Linked DNA regions of Homo sapiens: region 2 is linked to region 1. Evidence: chromatin loops called from intact Hi-C (ENCODE). Cell type or tissue: heart left ventricle. All regions are shown on one strand.

Evidence for each region. A loop is a pair of places that touch in the nucleus more often than their neighbours do. Peaks named below come from ENCODE experiments on the same cell type or tissue, not always from the same donor. Only the 100,000 strongest peaks of a DNase experiment are listed, where the experiment ranks them.
Region 2: a loop joins it to region 1, with 4 times the contacts of the local background. A loop is called at or near these places in 2 of 110 quality-filtered maps.

What each region holds. Positions count from the first base shown.
Region 1 is chr15:91,524,296-91,532,295 of GRCh38, forward strand. No RefSeq gene overlaps it. Among named protein-coding and RNA genes, the nearest start is that of CRAT37, 65 kb to the left of the region's middle. In heart left ventricle, no CTCF peak of the experiment used is centred here; no DNase peak of the experiment used is centred here; H3K27ac peaks cover 2,208 bases.
Region 2 is chr15:91,404,385-91,412,384 of GRCh38, forward strand. It overlaps LOC107984778 (a long non-coding RNA gene), which reads right to left. Exons shown (of 5, transcript XR_007064763.1): 4 at 4,451-4,618. Among named protein-coding and RNA genes, the nearest start is that of CRAT37, 55 kb to the right of the region's middle. In heart left ventricle, no CTCF peak of the experiment used is centred here; no DNase peak of the experiment used is centred here; H3K4me3 peaks cover 913 bases; H3K27ac peaks cover 3,581 bases.

The DNA of each region.
Region 1 (8,000 bases):
ATCACTTCTCTTCAAGCAGCCAGAAAGAGTAGACAGGAAAACACAGATAAGACAGCTCGGGCACAGAGAGAGGTTGGGGGAAAGTCTTTTGGGTAACTGCCAAACTTCACCTTCATACAATGGGCCCCAGTAAAACAGTGGGCCTTAATAAGCACATTCCTTTCCCTTCAGGTGCACTAAGATAGGGAAGCTAAAAGCAGACTCAGGTGGGGTATGCCTGCATCTGCAGAAAGATGTATGGGAACAGACACACAACTCTCCCTCCCAGATAAGCACAACAAAGAGACACAGAAGCAGTCCAAGCTTCTGATAAACTCTCCCACCCCGAATCCCTAAAAACTCAGTCTGTAAGAGAGCATGCCTCTCACCTAAGTCGGCCAGAAGCCCCTCTCAGGTTTGTTTTTTCTAAAATAAATCTGTCCTGACTGGCAAGCCACCTTTTTGTGCTTCTTTCCTCTTTCTTTAATTCTTATAGTTTGAAAGAGAGACTTGTGAATAAATAATTAAAGAAATATGATTAGTTAAAAAATATAGGTATGAATAAATAAAGTTTTATGAGATATAGAACAAAAAGGAGTTTAATTTTACCCAGTAAGGTCAGGGAAGACTTTGTAGGACCTGATAGCCTATATATATATGTACACCTGTGTGTGTATATATATATACACACATACATATATATATGTATATAATTAGTTGAAACTATGCAGACAGAGAAGGCAACAAGCATTAAGGTGAGAAGGTGCCCCAAGTAAAGACCACTAAATCCTTGATCAACTAAGGTCCTTTCTTAGCATATCAAATGTACTACCTATTTGTATACTACAAATATATGGACTGTTATTGATGAAAATGGAAATATGGAAAGAACCATTTAAAATAAATGATGGTTTTTACTTTACTAAGATCAAGTATTTAATGATTTAGTGCTTCACTTAAGGAATCAGAATTGTGCTTTGGGGAAAGCTTAGCATTTAAAATGAAGAAGAGAAATAGGCGTGGATAGCAGGGTCAGTGAGAGATTTTTCAAGACTGAAAATCTCTGGGAGAGAAAGAACAAATCCAGAGATACACTTTAGTGTGCATTGCTCCATTCTATTTGCCTCCTTGGCAGGAATGTCACTTGTGGTTTATTTTCTAGACCCATGATATATGGTCCCTTTGCTCACAGCCAGTTAAAGGGAGGTGGGTGCTGAGCAGGTAAAATTCCATGTATGCCAAAGTCCCTCGGGGTTGGGAATTGGTTCTATCCACCCTGTGTGGGGGCACATAGATTTTAGCATACCTTGTATGTTATATTGCATCAGCAGCTGTTTCTGGATATGTTGCAGGTTTCCTCCCAGCCTCTGGACTACTAGATTTTTTGCATTTCTTCCTGACACCAAAACTGGTTTCCCATATAACATCCCCTGTAGATTGTGGGAGCTACTTCCCACTATATTCCTTTTTTCTGTTTATTCTCTATGGGTGATTTTTTTCCGTGAACCTATTTGAGGCAATCATGGAATTTGATGGGGAATACTTTGCCCCTGCTCCCTGATACTGTGCAGATGAATTAAGCCTTCCAACTTATCGCTATAACACCAAGCCTGCACTGCAGAGAAGCCACTCACACCCTACCCCTCCCAACACTCTGGCATTATTCTTAGCTCCAGTCCCAATCTGCTGGCCTCAAAGCTTTTGAAAAACACTTTCCATGTGCTCTCATTCCTCCTGGCTTCCTGCTTACGGCCCTGCTGCTCTGTCAGGCTCTGTTTCTTTGCTTCTTCCTACCACCACATGCTGCTCTTTAGCCATCCTTTTAAGCAACTCATCCAACTGAGCCATCCCTGGGACTATCTCTAGACTGGAGGCCACTGTGGGGGCACCCTCATAAGATTTTCTCTGGTCCTTGCTGCAAAGACTACTGTATATATCAAATGATGGCCATAATAACGAGGGCTGTCTGTGAGGGGCTTTACGCACATTATCACATTTAATATACACAATGTATTTTAGGTTATTCATAACCATTCTCACTTTTTACACAAAGAACTTACAGGTCAGAGAGGTAAAATGCTCTGTTCAAGGTCAAGTAATTGGAAAATGGAAGCTCAAGTTTGTCTGACTCTAAAGCCTCTGTGCTATTGTTTGAATATTTGTTCCCCAAACTTCATGTTGAAACTTGATTCCAAAGTTGGAGGTGGGCCTAATGGAAGGTGTTTGGGTCATGTGGGTGGATCCCTCATGAGTGGGTTGGTTGTATCTTCATGGCAATGAGTGAGTTCTTGCTCTGTTAGTTTCCAAGACAGCTGGTTGTTCAAAAGAGCCTGGCACTTCCCCTCAGCCCTCTGTCTCCTCTCTCACCATGTGATCTGCACACAGCAGTTCCCCTTCACCTTCCACCATGAGTGGAAGCTTCCCGAGCCCCTTACCAGAAGCAGATGTTGGTGCCTTGCCTCTTGTACAGCCTGCAGAACGGTGAGCCAAATAAATCTCTTTTCTTTATAAATTACCCAGCATCAGGTATTTCTTTCTAACAACACAAATGGACACAGACCTCCCTGCTGTTAAATACCCTGCATCCCTGCCTACATAAACAGGTGAGATTTTGAATGATTGTCCTCAATTCTAAGGACCACAGACATATCCCCCACTTTTCTAGTGTTTCTTAGTTCTCATCAACCACACTTCACGTTTCGGCAAGTCTTCAGCTCACCTCAGCACACTGCTTAGACATGTGGCTGGTGGCTTGTGTCAACCCCTCTGGGGACTAATTTTGCAAAATGGGTCTCAATGCAGCAAGTGACTGTACAGCTTAGTGGAAAGTACTCTATGTAGAGAAAGAAGCAGAAAAAAGAATAACATTCCAGGGGAAAATCCTTTTGTTCCCATTACAAAGATACTTACTTAAGTGAAAAATTCAAGGTTGGGCATGGTAGCTCCCCACACTTTGGGAGACTGAGGCTGGAGGATCACTTGAGCCCAGGAGTTTAAAACCAGCCTGGGCAACATAGCAAGAACCTGTCTCTACAAATTTATTTTTAAATTAGCCAGACATAGTGGAACACACCTGTAGTCCCAGCTATTCAGTAGGCTAAGGTGGGAGGATTGCTTGAGCCCAGGAGTTTGAGGCTGCAGTGAGCTATGATTGCACCACTGCACTGTCTCAAAAACAAACAAACACACACAAAAAGAAAAGAAAAGAAAAAAACAAACAAGGTGCAGAACAAATGTGCATTCACTTTTTGGTGTATATAAAAGTATACCTATTTGCTTGTTTTTAACAATAAGAAAAGAACAAAGAAAAGATAAATTAAAACCTAGTAAAAATACCCTTTATGGGTATAGAAAAAACAATAAAGAAGAATGTGCTTTGTTTTATAGTTTTGACTTTGAAGTCATGAAAATGCTCTAGATAAACAAAAGGAAAATATTTCATAATCCCAAAAATTAGGGAACAAAATTAAATATGACGTATGAAATTGATGGCATAACAATGCAGAGAAAAATTTGTACAAGTGACTTCTAAACACAGAATTGGAGTAACTTGACTGTACATTGCTAGTAAGATAATTCTCAGAATGAAAGGAACCACTGAGAAATCTTGAACTACTTTCAGTAACAGTGTTAGCATTTTGAATATATTAGTTATATATTTAAGAATAAAAACAAACAGTTAATGCAGTTAGGGGTAAAGGTTCTCAAGAGTAAGACAAAAGACATGTAAAATCAAAGAAGTTAAGTAAAATGCTGCAATCTTTCATTTGAATTGGAAATGTCAATATGAATTTAAGATTTTTTTCCATATAAACATGCGTTTTCTATTTCTGGCTATGAAAAAAGATGTAGAAATAATACAACTCAGTACTGTTGCAACGTTAGCATCCAGATTGTATCTCTAAATATCATTTCTTGATTTCTAGGAAATCAAGTTCCTTAGAAAAATGACTAACTTCATGTCTGGGGAAGAAATTATACAAGACCTGGGAATGCTTTGTATGTGAGATGGTGCTAGAAAGCTACAGGAGCCCATGTGAATGTAGTCTTAATGGCCAAAGATGGCACAATTTAATCATCAAAAAGAGTAATTACCTCAATGGATTAAAATGTATCAAATATGTAACAATCTAAGAATTCTTCAAGAATTTTTCTATAAAAATACTCCTTTAATTGGTCACCTCTGAAGGTTGCTAGGATACCAAGTCATTGTTCCAAAAGTCTGCAAATAGAAGAATCAAGGACTTCTTATACAAATTATATTTCAGGGTTACCAAATAGTGAGAGAATGTTCTTTAGAGGTGAATTCCAGCTACCAAATGCAGAAGCAATAGAATTGGAATTCACTATTTGGCAACATGTAACAAAACGATATTGGTGGTTAACACTCACCATTGGCTGCTAAAGCCTCCAGGTGAAAGATTGATAGTGAATTTTATAATGACTGGATTAGGCTGGCAAAACCTGAACTTGACATTATGGGCCTTCCGATGTAAGGCGAAGTACAGATTCCCAATTATGAGATATTTTTTGAGAACAAGGAAAAAAGAGCTGAATTCAATGAAACTTCTATATCTAATTACCAATGTACAAAACTGACAAGGGATAAGCGTCCCACTAAACCATAAATATGCAATTTGTCAAAGCTGTAGCATGGAGAGCTCTTACAGCCAAGACCTCTTTTGCTTGCCAAATATTTGTTGAAGAAATCAGATGGCTTGGCATATGTTACACCTCAGAGCAGCTTTGCCCTGAAACAAGGGAGCTGGGCTCTCACACTTCCACGTGCACCCGTCACTGGCTAAAAATCACCTTGGAAGGCATAAACTCTCAGGTACTTCCCAAGCAAAGCAGCTCTGGAGTCTAAGGTCAAGGCTCAGAAGAGGAGTTGCAGGTGCAGATCTTTGCAGATAGAAGCACGCCGAAGCCTGAAGAGGGGTATGCAGAAATGGTCAAAGGATCCAAGTGAATCTGGGTGGAGGACCAGCAGTGCCCATTAAGAATCCTCTAGGAGAAAGGAGAGCATGTATAGTGGAAGAAGAACAAGAGGGTCATGATGTTGAGAAATGGTACAGGTGCTCATTAAATGATTCTACTTTTCTGTATGTTTGCAGATTTCCATAAAAACTTGGGAACAGTAAACAAATCATGATGATCTTACCTGTTAGACACACTGTATAATATAAGTAGTTCTAATCAGAAGAGATTCATTTGATCAGCAAGTTTGTTTCTAATTCAGTTGGTGAAAACTTGGAAACAATTCACCTGTGGAAACAATGTCGTATCGTGGTTAAGTTCTTCAATAACGCACAAAAGACACTTGCGCCCATGACAGGAAGTAATACCATATGCTAACAATGAAACACCATAGAAAACATGGAGTCAACACAAGTAATTAGATCACACCATGCTTCTGAGAAAGCAACTGCTTTTGTTTTTTCTTTGATGCTCTAGGGAAAGCAGCTGTTCTCAGAACTCCTTTGATTTCAGTTTATTCTCTGCCAAAGGTCCCTTTACAACTTAACCATGGGTTAGAGACTTGCTGCAGGTGTGTGTAGGAGGAGGGTGTTTGCCTTTTAATGATCAAGGGGTCACTATTGCTGCTGCTGTTACAAGTGGTGTCGCATCAGCACTCAAAGCACAGGTTCCCCAGTGCAACCTTTCCCCTCTCAGTCAGGGTCAGGGTTTCAATTAGGAAGGAAAGTAGTAAGGGAGACTCCCACACAGTGAACCTGTTTTTCCCAACAATACTATAGTACCTAAGCATGAAGCTTTAGTGAAATTATTTCTCACACAATCCAGTCTCTTCACCTCATGAATTCATCTTTGATCTGCCACGCAAACTCCTTCCAGCCCTTCCCCAGGATAAGCTGGCTTTGCCATGCATTTCTCTGCCTCCAGTTCTAATCCACATCCTTGTCACATGTAGGTTTTCTCGTTATGTCTTTATCATAAGGGAAAGCTCCATTACCAAGATGCACACCCTACCAAAAGAACAAGATGCACACTCTACCAAAAGAACCTGTCCTACTTGGTCCGTTCCAAGTGTACTTTCAGACAATTCACTTCGGGGGATTCAAGATTTCAAAATAATTTGTAAGTTTGCTCTCTCCTCAAGTTCTCATTAACCTGGATGCTCTTCCATGAATGTGCTTGTGATTCATATTATTAATGAACTTTGGTCCCTTTCTCTATTCCAATAAATGCTTATCATTTGAGCAGTATGACGTAATCATGCACATTATTTAATTTGGTGCTCAAAATAACATGGACTCCTTACATAAATAAGGTCAGAAAGATAGTGCGGCTTTCCCAAAGTCATGGTGCTGGTAAGAAATAGAGCCAGGATGTACCCCAAGTCTGTCCGACTGTACCGTTCACATTCTTCTCTATCTACCACAAGAAGAGCTGGGGAGATGTATCATGATCCCTGCTTCCTTCTTCCAATCATTTTCCAGATGTCCTGTGGAAAGGCTATCACTATTTCACCAAGAACCAGGATAATTTTCTCACCATCAAAATCAGTGACAAATGTAATGAGTAATAAACACAAGAGTTAACTCACTTTCTATGTGTTAGGTACACTCATAAGCTTCTTCACAACAGCCCAATGGAGTATATACTATTATTGTTTCTATTTTACAGACTAAAACCAAGGAGTTAAATTATTTCCTTAAGGCCACCTGGGTAAGAGGCAGAGTTGGCCTTTGAATATGAGCAGTCTGACTCCAGAGCCTTAGCCAGTATGCGACCCAACGGAAAGACAACACTGTGTCTGGTGCAGCCCCATCATTAAGTACAGAACACCAGTCCAGACCATTGCTAGTTCAGACAAGTGCTTCTGTGGCAGATCATGTTTCCAAAGATAGTGGCAAAAATATTTCCCATCCGGCGTGCTCTTAGAATCTGATCTTGGCTTTCCTCCTGTTGAGTGGCGGAACCTGTCTTCCAACCCTTGGACCTGAGCCGACCTTTGCAACTGCCTTCACTTATAGAGTCCAAAACAAGTGATATGATGTGTCTTCCAAGGCTGAGTTATAAAAATAGCTAATACTACTGCCATATTCTCTTAGAATGCGTGTTCTCGCAGCCCCACTACCATGCTATAAGGGAGCTTGAGCAGGCCAGGGAGAGCCCCATGTGGAAAGAAACCAGCACCCTGGCCCACGGTTCTGGTTCAGCTCCCAGTCAATATTCAGGACCAACTTTTCAGCTGCATGTGGGCACTACCTTGAAAGCAAATCTTCTGTCCTCTAGTTAATCTGCATCACCCACCTGACAGCCACCCATGGAGTAGAGATGTGCTTTTCCTGCCAAGCCTTACTCAAAATCCAGATGTATGAGCACAAGAAATGATTAAGTTCTTATGTTTTGGGGGTGCTTTTCTGAAGCAGTAAGTAACCATAATAGCTCCAAAAGCTACATCCTCTCAGCAAACGCATTAACACTTACATGTCGGGCTCTGTACCGGGCACTGCCACAGACCTTATCTGGTCTGTTTACAAATTAATTCTGTAAAGTACTGTGATTCCAAATTTACGGAGGAGAGACTGAAGGCAAGAGAGGCCAGTGAGTGCCTTACTCATTGGATGCTCATGAAACCAGCAGGCATATGATGGAACTGGGATTTAACTAAAGGTCTTTCTTAATTCAAGTGCTTGTCTTGTCACTAGTATTTTCTTTATATGTAGAATCCTGGTACACTAAAAGACGGTAACTGAAAGTGATAAACTAAAAGAAGCTCAGGACTGATGAGGTTAATGAAAACAGGCTTCCCTCAAATCTGGGATGATAGAATATTCTACTGTGACAATCAGATATAAGGTTATAATTTCCAATTGGAAAGTAGTAATAAGGATGATGATGAGATACTTACTGAATAAAAATTAAAATGAAAATAGGCCAGGCGTGGTGGCTCACATCTGTAATCCCAGCACTTTGGGAGGCCAAGGTGGGTGGATCACCTGAGGTCAGGAGTTCAAGACCAGCCTGGCCAACATGGTGAAACCCTGTCTCTACTA
Region 2 (8,000 bases), 120 kb before region 1:
TTCCTAAATCTGTATCACTTATCCACTCAGCATGTGTGTGCATGTGCCTGTGTGTGTATTCCATTTTTTTATTTTTATTTTTTAAATTGAGACAGAGTCTCACTCTGTCACCCAGGCTGGAGTGCAGTGCTGCAATCTCGGCTCACCGCAACCTCTGACTCCTGGGATCAAGCGATTCTCCCACCTCAACCTCCTGAGTAGCTGGGACTACAGGTGTGCGCCACCACGCCTGGCTAATTTTTCTATTTTTATTAGAGATGGGGTTTCCCCATGTTGGCCAGGCTGGTCTCAAACGACTGCCCTCAGGTGATCCGCCTGCCTTGGCCTCCCAAAGTGCTGGGACTACAGGCACGAGCCATCGTGGCCTGGCCCTGTAATTCCATTTTTTAATGAGCAAAATATGTACATCAAAAAGAATCAAGATACACAAAAGTTTTTCTCTCATCCTTGTTCTCTACTCATTCATTAACCTGTCTCAATGCCATCAGTGTTTTCAACTTATTGGGTATTCTTCCAGAGAGAGCTTATATATTCATAGGAATTGTGCAGTCCTCTCTTAAAACCACTGGTTCCATATTTGCACATTTCACAAGCAAGTGACTATGCCAATGTCTTTACCAAGGGAAGAAAAAGTGTTGGATCTTCATTCAACTATTATGTGCCAGCTGCCTCTATACATCCTATCCCATTTAACCTTCATAATGCCTTGCTGAAGTTGATACCTGCATGTTCAGCATGGTAATCTGAGGTTCAGAATATGTCTCAGTCCATTTATATTGCTGTAAAAAAATATCTTAGACCGAGTAACTTATAAAGAGTAGAAACCTATTTTTCACAGTTCAGGAGGCTAGAAGTCCAAGATCAAGGCACTAGCAGATTTGGTGTCTGGTGAAGGCTGGCTCTCTGCTTCACAGATTTTACCTCTTGCTGTGTCCTCACATGGTGTAAGGATGGAAGGCGCAAACTCACTCCCTCAAGCCCTTTTATAAGGACACTAATCCCATGTATGAGGGTGGAACCCTTACAGTGCAATCACTTTCCAAAGGCCCTATATCTTAATACCACCACCTTGAGGTTTAAGTTCTACCGTGAGTTTTGGAGGGACACAAACATTCAAACCATAGCAGGGTAGTTAGATGACACATATTAGGCCAAAGAGCTAATCAAGATTTGAAAGTGGAATTTAAATCTGTGTGCTTTGGTTTGCCTGCCTCTGAAATATCTTTTTTTTTTTTTTTTTTTTAAAGAAAATGATGTTTATTTGGAAATAGAGCATTGCAATGGAAATACACACGCCATAGTAAACTATGTGTGTATTCGGAGAGATAAAAGAAGACACAGGTGTTTTTGTTTGTTTGTTTGTTTTTTGAGATGGAGTCTGTCTTTGCACTGTCACCCGGGCTGGTGTGCAATGGTGCAGTCTCGGCTCAATGCTACCTCCACCTCCCAGGTTCAAGTGATTCTCCTGCCTCAGCCTCCCAAGTAGCCAGGATTACAGGCACCCACCACCACACCTGGCTATTTTTTTTTTTTTAATTTTTAGTAGAGATGGGGTTTCACTATGTTGGCCAGGATGGTCTTGAATTCCTGACCTCATTATCGGCCCACCTTGGCCTCCCAAAGTGCTGGGATTACAAGAAGACACAGGTTTTTTAAAGGAAAAAATGAGGACGATTACGTAGTTGTTTTAAAAGAAATAGCCTTGGCTACATAGATCAGTGGCAAGGGTTATGGCAATCTGAAGTTGGACAGGCGGTTGCTGGGCAGATAAAGCATCTATTTGTTGAGATCCTCTATTCGTGTGTATCTGAGCCCTTGAAGCATCAGGTTTCTGCTGGACGATTGGCTCTCTCTGCCACAGTGGACTACACAGGTCTTCCTCCTCTGCTACTCTGTCTTCTAGCTGATTCTTTAACAAAGTATGCTCAAGGTTGTGAAAGCTTGGCCTCTTTCCTTGTGGCACTTAGAGCCATGATTTGAAGTGAGTTGATGGTCAATAAATGTCCATTAATTAAATTACTTGGCACTCCCTCTGACCTCAGCCTAGAGCCCTTGCTATTGCTTCCTCTGCTCCTAAAACTCCTGCAGCTTTGCTCAATTGTTTTTCTTTTAGGATTTCTCCTTTTACCATACTTATCTCTCTAGAGACTTGTTTCTCGATGTGTGGACCTTGGACCAACAGCATCAACATCACCTAGGAGCTTATTAGAAATCCCAGCACTTTGAGAGGCCAAGGTGGGTGGATCATGAGGTCAGGAGATCGAGACCATCCTGGCTAACACAGTGAAACCCCGTCTCTACTAAAAATACAAAAAATTAGCCGGGCATTGTGGCGGGCGCCTGTAGTCCCACCTACTCAGGAGGCTGAGGCAGGAGAATGGCATGAACCCGGGAGGTGGAGCTTGCAGTGAGCCGAGATCGCTCCACTGCACTCCAGCCTGGGTGACAGAACGAGACTCCTTCTCAAAAAAAAAAAAAAAAAAAAGAAATACAGATTCTCAGACCCCACCCTAGACCTACCAGATGAGAATCTATTTTCACAACATCATCTGGTGGTTACTATGCATATTAATGTTTGAGAAACACTATTCTAGATATGCCTACAGGTGAAGTCGAGTCAGCTGCCTGAGGTCACATTTGAAATGGTTTTATAAGTACTTACAAAATACACAGAATTTCTCCTATGCTCCTGAAAAGCCTAGAAAACTTACTATATGTTCATTAAGAAAAAATTTGCTGACCTCTGCTGTAGAATCTATGCCTTACTGTACTTGAATTTGGGATGGATATTTAATCTTGCTTTTACCCATGTACCATGGGCACGGAGTTGAGTGCTGATTCTGCCATGCTTCTTCTTCTGTGCACTTACCGTGTTTTGTACATTCACATTCATGACTTCACACTATGATTTACATTTTGTTTGTATGTTTGCAGGTATGGTTCTCTACTAGGCAGAAAGCTTCTTGAAGACAGATGAGGCCAGGCTCCCTAGAAGCAGAGCCTGGAATGAGGATTCTTGTTGAGTGAGTCATTGAAGGAGTGCTCTCAGGGAGAACCTGGAAGGGAAGGAGGAAAGCGGGACAGGCTAGAGGAAGAAGCTAAGCAAAGATGTTGTGGCTGCACTGGAGTCTAACTTCACTGTGATTTCTTGGGGTGCTCTGAAATGTAAATAACACTGTAGACTTGCCCCACCTTAAGGCAAGGGGCTGAGCTTTTTGTGCCACATATGTCATTGGCCTGGGCTGGCTGTGGAGGAAGGCATGACCTCACAGGCTTTTCTGGATGAGGCTGCTTCCCTTCGCTGAAGCCACCTGTGAGCCTTTGGCAGCCACTATTCAAGCAGCTGGGGTGGGGAAGAGTCAGTTCCGTTGTGGCTTTTTATTTTAATCTCTGTATCCTTGGTTTCTGGCACTCAGTAAGCATGCAGTAAATCTTTGCTACGTGAGTGAGTCTCTTCCTAATATAATACTTAGTCACCTGTTAATTAAAATAGACAGTACCCATTATCTTTGTTTATGTTCATGCAATTAATAAAGCAAATATTCTTCTGACTAGTTAGTTTAACAAGACTAAATGAGATCATCCAGATGAAGGTACCTAGCAAACTACCTGACATATAATAGGCAACAATAAATGTTAATTTCCCCTTAAGCTTAAATAGGCTATATATATTTTGTTAGGAAGAGTGTTTCCTGTTTATGGCTTGTAACACATTTTAATGAATCAAGAGAGATTTCTGCTATTACCTGTATAATCTCTACTTGAGGTAGAGATCTCTGCTTGAGGTAGAGACCTCAGCTGTGAAGAGGTATAATGATGGTATAATCTGAGCTGTTGTACAAACAGTGATATTAGAAAGTGAAGGAAGTATCAGAGAAAATATGATTAGCTGTTAAAATCATCTACACAAAAATAATGATTGCTGCCAGGTATTTAGTGCTTATTACAGGATAGGCACTGTCCTAGGAGCTTTATGTACTTTATTACCAGGCCCCCAAACTACCCTATAAAGTGGATGCTATAAGAGGTTGGTACACAATAGGTAGACAAAGTATGTAATTAAGATAATAGCAAAACAAGGGCACCAATATGTATATTTTTTTGATATTTAAAAATTAGCATTAAAATAGTAGTTCTGTTAAAAATCAGAATTTTATGGATTTTTTACATTTATTATTATTTTTTAAAACTTGAATTACATAGGGGATTACTACCACCTTTCTAGTGCAGAGGATTTCTGTAAGTCTTAATTTCATTTCCTCTTATCCCTGTGTATTAATTAACCCAGTTTCAGAACTGAGGAAACTGCAACTCAGAAAGGTCAGATAGCCACTGGCTCCATGAAGAGTCAGGAAGCTGGTGACAAAGAAATCGGAGGGCTGGAGGGTAAAAGCAGGCGAAGGTGATACTCAGAGGAGAAGGACACTGGAGAAGTCAGTCCTGAACCCACCAATGAGGTACCGCTGCAGCTATGTCTGGAATTGGCTCAGGCTGCCAATTCCAGAAATCCGGAATGAGCCAGATGAAACCGCTTTAGCAATCTCCAGCAACTACCCTTCTGTCAGAGTCAGAAGCAGAAATCTCTTTTTCCAGTCTTCTTATCTCTTGCCAGTGCCTCCTGTTGATAGAATCGACCGGGAAGTAAGCAGGCGGGAGAGTCTCAGAAATGGAGTTTGCACATACCCAGCCTCGTAGAGGAGAATAGAGAAGCTGGGTATGGGTTAGAGAGATGATATGTAAATAACCAGAACACCTATACAGCTGGAATGTGGTTTGGCCAGGCTATTTCTTTGTAGAACTAATATATTTTATGACAAAACTGTACTATTGAGCTAATCTATGTACTTTACTTGAAAATTCATGTTTGAGTTAATTTACTTTACTTGAAAATTCATGTTTCTTAGGATTGAAAACTGGTTCATTTGTCCTCTGATTTTGGCTTTTTATTCAGCTTTGAATATGATCTTTCAAAACAGAGAAGAAATTTTCTCATATAGGTGACTTTATTAATATTGGCATTGGTGCTCATGGGTTGAAATCTCAGCATTTTGGAACCCTGCTGGGATGTTCTGCTGCTACTCATTATGACATTTTCTCATCCCCCAGAGATAGCCTGTTTGAAACTGAAATAGCAATTTGTATTCCTACTTGCAATATCCCAGTTATTTGGTAGCAATTCTTAAAGTGTGTCTAGAGCCAACTGGCACTGAATTTTTCCATTACTGATACCCTTTTACTCATGATAATTTATGGAACACCACTAAATTAGGTAGTGGGAATACTAGAATAGATAAGATAAAATTCCTGTTAATGGGAAGCTCATACCATAATATTTTACCCACGCTGAGATAGTTTTAGTTCCCTAGCAAACACTTTTCTCATAGAGAAAAATGTAAACTTAGGTTACACAGTTTCTTTTCTTTTTAAAGATACCTATTCTCCATTTTAATCTAAGGAATTCAATACAGAGGAGGGACATTAAAGATGGTAAATTTTGTATCCTAGTATATTCCTGCGATGCTCACTAGTTTAGCTGGATAGTCTTGTTTTATAACATTGGTCCTCTATCTCTTGCTGGAGTAATAATGGCTGAGAAGTAACTGTTGTCTCATAAAGAAGGACATACAGGAATACTGTGACCTGGCCTCATTTTGTTTTTGCTGGCACACAAAGATTATGAGTGTGACAAACAGAAAATTATAAGGGAGAGTGACTCCTTAGCTCCAGATCATAGAATATTCTCCAGCAAGAAAGTATTGGACATGACCAACTGTGAGGCACTTTTCTCTATTTTACACGCTTATTTAAAAAATAATGCTACCCATTACCTACAAAATCAACCAAGAATCCATGGCATGACATTCAAGGCCATTAAACAAAATTCCTGTTAATGCGAACCTCATACCCTAATATTTTACCCAAGCTGAGATCGTTTCTATTAGTTCCCTAGGAAGTCACGTTCTTCCTCCGATCTTTTCTACCATTAACAACTGATTCCTATGACCAAGCTCCAGCTTTGAGCAGTTTGTTAAGCAAAACAACCCTTTTTAATGAAAACAAAACATTATACAGAACATCAAAGTATAACATAAATGCAGAATTGGTCCGGTTAAGAACGATGGAGGATCCAGAATTCAAATGCCTTGTCTTGTTTGTGCTTTGGCCACACAGGCACTTATTCCAAATTCCAGACTGTTCTGGCTAGTCTCAATGTTTCATTTTTGTCTATTTCTTTGACTTTGTCTATGGATTTTTGTTGTTGTTGCTTGGAATGATCTTCTCTAGCATCTTGTGTGCAAATGCTTCTCCAATGTAAATTCCATGTCTTCCAGGAAGCTCTTTATAATTTGCTCCACTTGAAGCCAAGCTAGACCTCCTCTGTGTTTCCAGTGGTAGTATTCAGGGAAGGTTGTTGTACTGCGTTGTGAACCATCTTGAAGTCAGGGACTTCCTGTCTACCTCTGTACCATCATGTTTTGGACACCATATTAGGTACACAAGGATTTTACTACTTTTTCAAAGAGAGCAACATTTACCCTGATGTAGGTTTTTGGCAATTCTCTCTGGATACAGGTGAAGATTTTCCAAATTTATTTTGGTATTTCTACCACATGGTGTTATTTTTATTTCCCCTTGAGGCTCCACTCAAATGCCACATCACAAATAAAATCTTTCTTGAATCTTCCCAGATGAAAGTAATGTCAACTTCCTCTGAATGCTTTAAAACACACTTTCTGTCCCTCTCTGCATTTTCTAGCTTCTGTTATACAGCCATATACATGTCTTATATTCCACCCAATATTGCAAGTTACTTAAGAAAAGGTCTATGTTAAGGAACTGTAAGAGTATCTAATCTACAGTGAAGTCAAACATGGTTTCCAACCCAGGCTTCAAATCTGGGTGGCACTGATCAAAAGACTTGACCTCTCTTTGAATCTCAGTCTCCTCACTGTGAAATGAGGCTAACAATGTCTCCTTCAGAGATTTTTTTGGAGAAGATTAAATTCAACAAGATTAAAATATCTTACCTTGAGCATTCAAAATATAGATTCCATCTCCTAGATTAATTTTGAGACTTTCCTGGAAACTAGTATCATCCCTTGTATGAAGTATATGCTCAATTAATGTTTATTTGCATGTTGAACTGAATTAGGCCAGAGGAATTACTATTCTAGTATATATTAATGAAAGTTATGTGGAAAAAAATGGTTCTGTTGATAAGTTTGGGAAGTGTTGAATTTTATCTGAATAATTTTTTTAAGGATTTAAACATTTGTTTGGTTTTCTAAAGTGAATTATTTGACTCTTTCTTCACAGAGAATCTCACAGGGTGAGTGCCCTTTGCAACAGAGGTTGGGTAATACACAAACAAGGTACTGGCCTTAAAGGAAGTGGAAGGATAGCTTGTGTCTTTTCTATGATAGGAAGGCTGGCAGGCTGTACAGACTCCAAAGGTTGGTATTACCAAGGTAGATTCACCATGGCCCACAGTCTAATCTTATAGGCTCTTAAAGTTGGCTTGTCTTCCAAATGTGGGTTGGAAGCCCATAGAGTCCTCTTGTATAATAGCACTCATCCCAACCATGTTAAAGAAGTTACTGTACCTAGATGGCTTAGAAGAGTGCCTGGCACTGAAGATTTACATACCCCTTTAACATGCACATTTTGTTCTCTCATTCACTAGATAGTGCATTTTCTTTACTTTTTTTGTGCATTAGGAAATGGAAATTCAATTCAATTCAACATGCAAATAAATATTAATTGAGCATATACTTCATACAAGGAACTATACTAGGTTCTAGGGAAGTCTCAAAACTAATCTGGGGAATGGGAAATTGAGTTTCAATTTCCCAGTGTGGGTTCCTTCTGTGGATTGACTCACATTAACCAAGTTTAGAGACTGGTAAATAAACATCAATGTGAATTTGTTAATTTGCCATGAGCACTCTTATTTCCAGTAGAATACACAGATGAACTGGCCTGATTACATAATTTCCCCA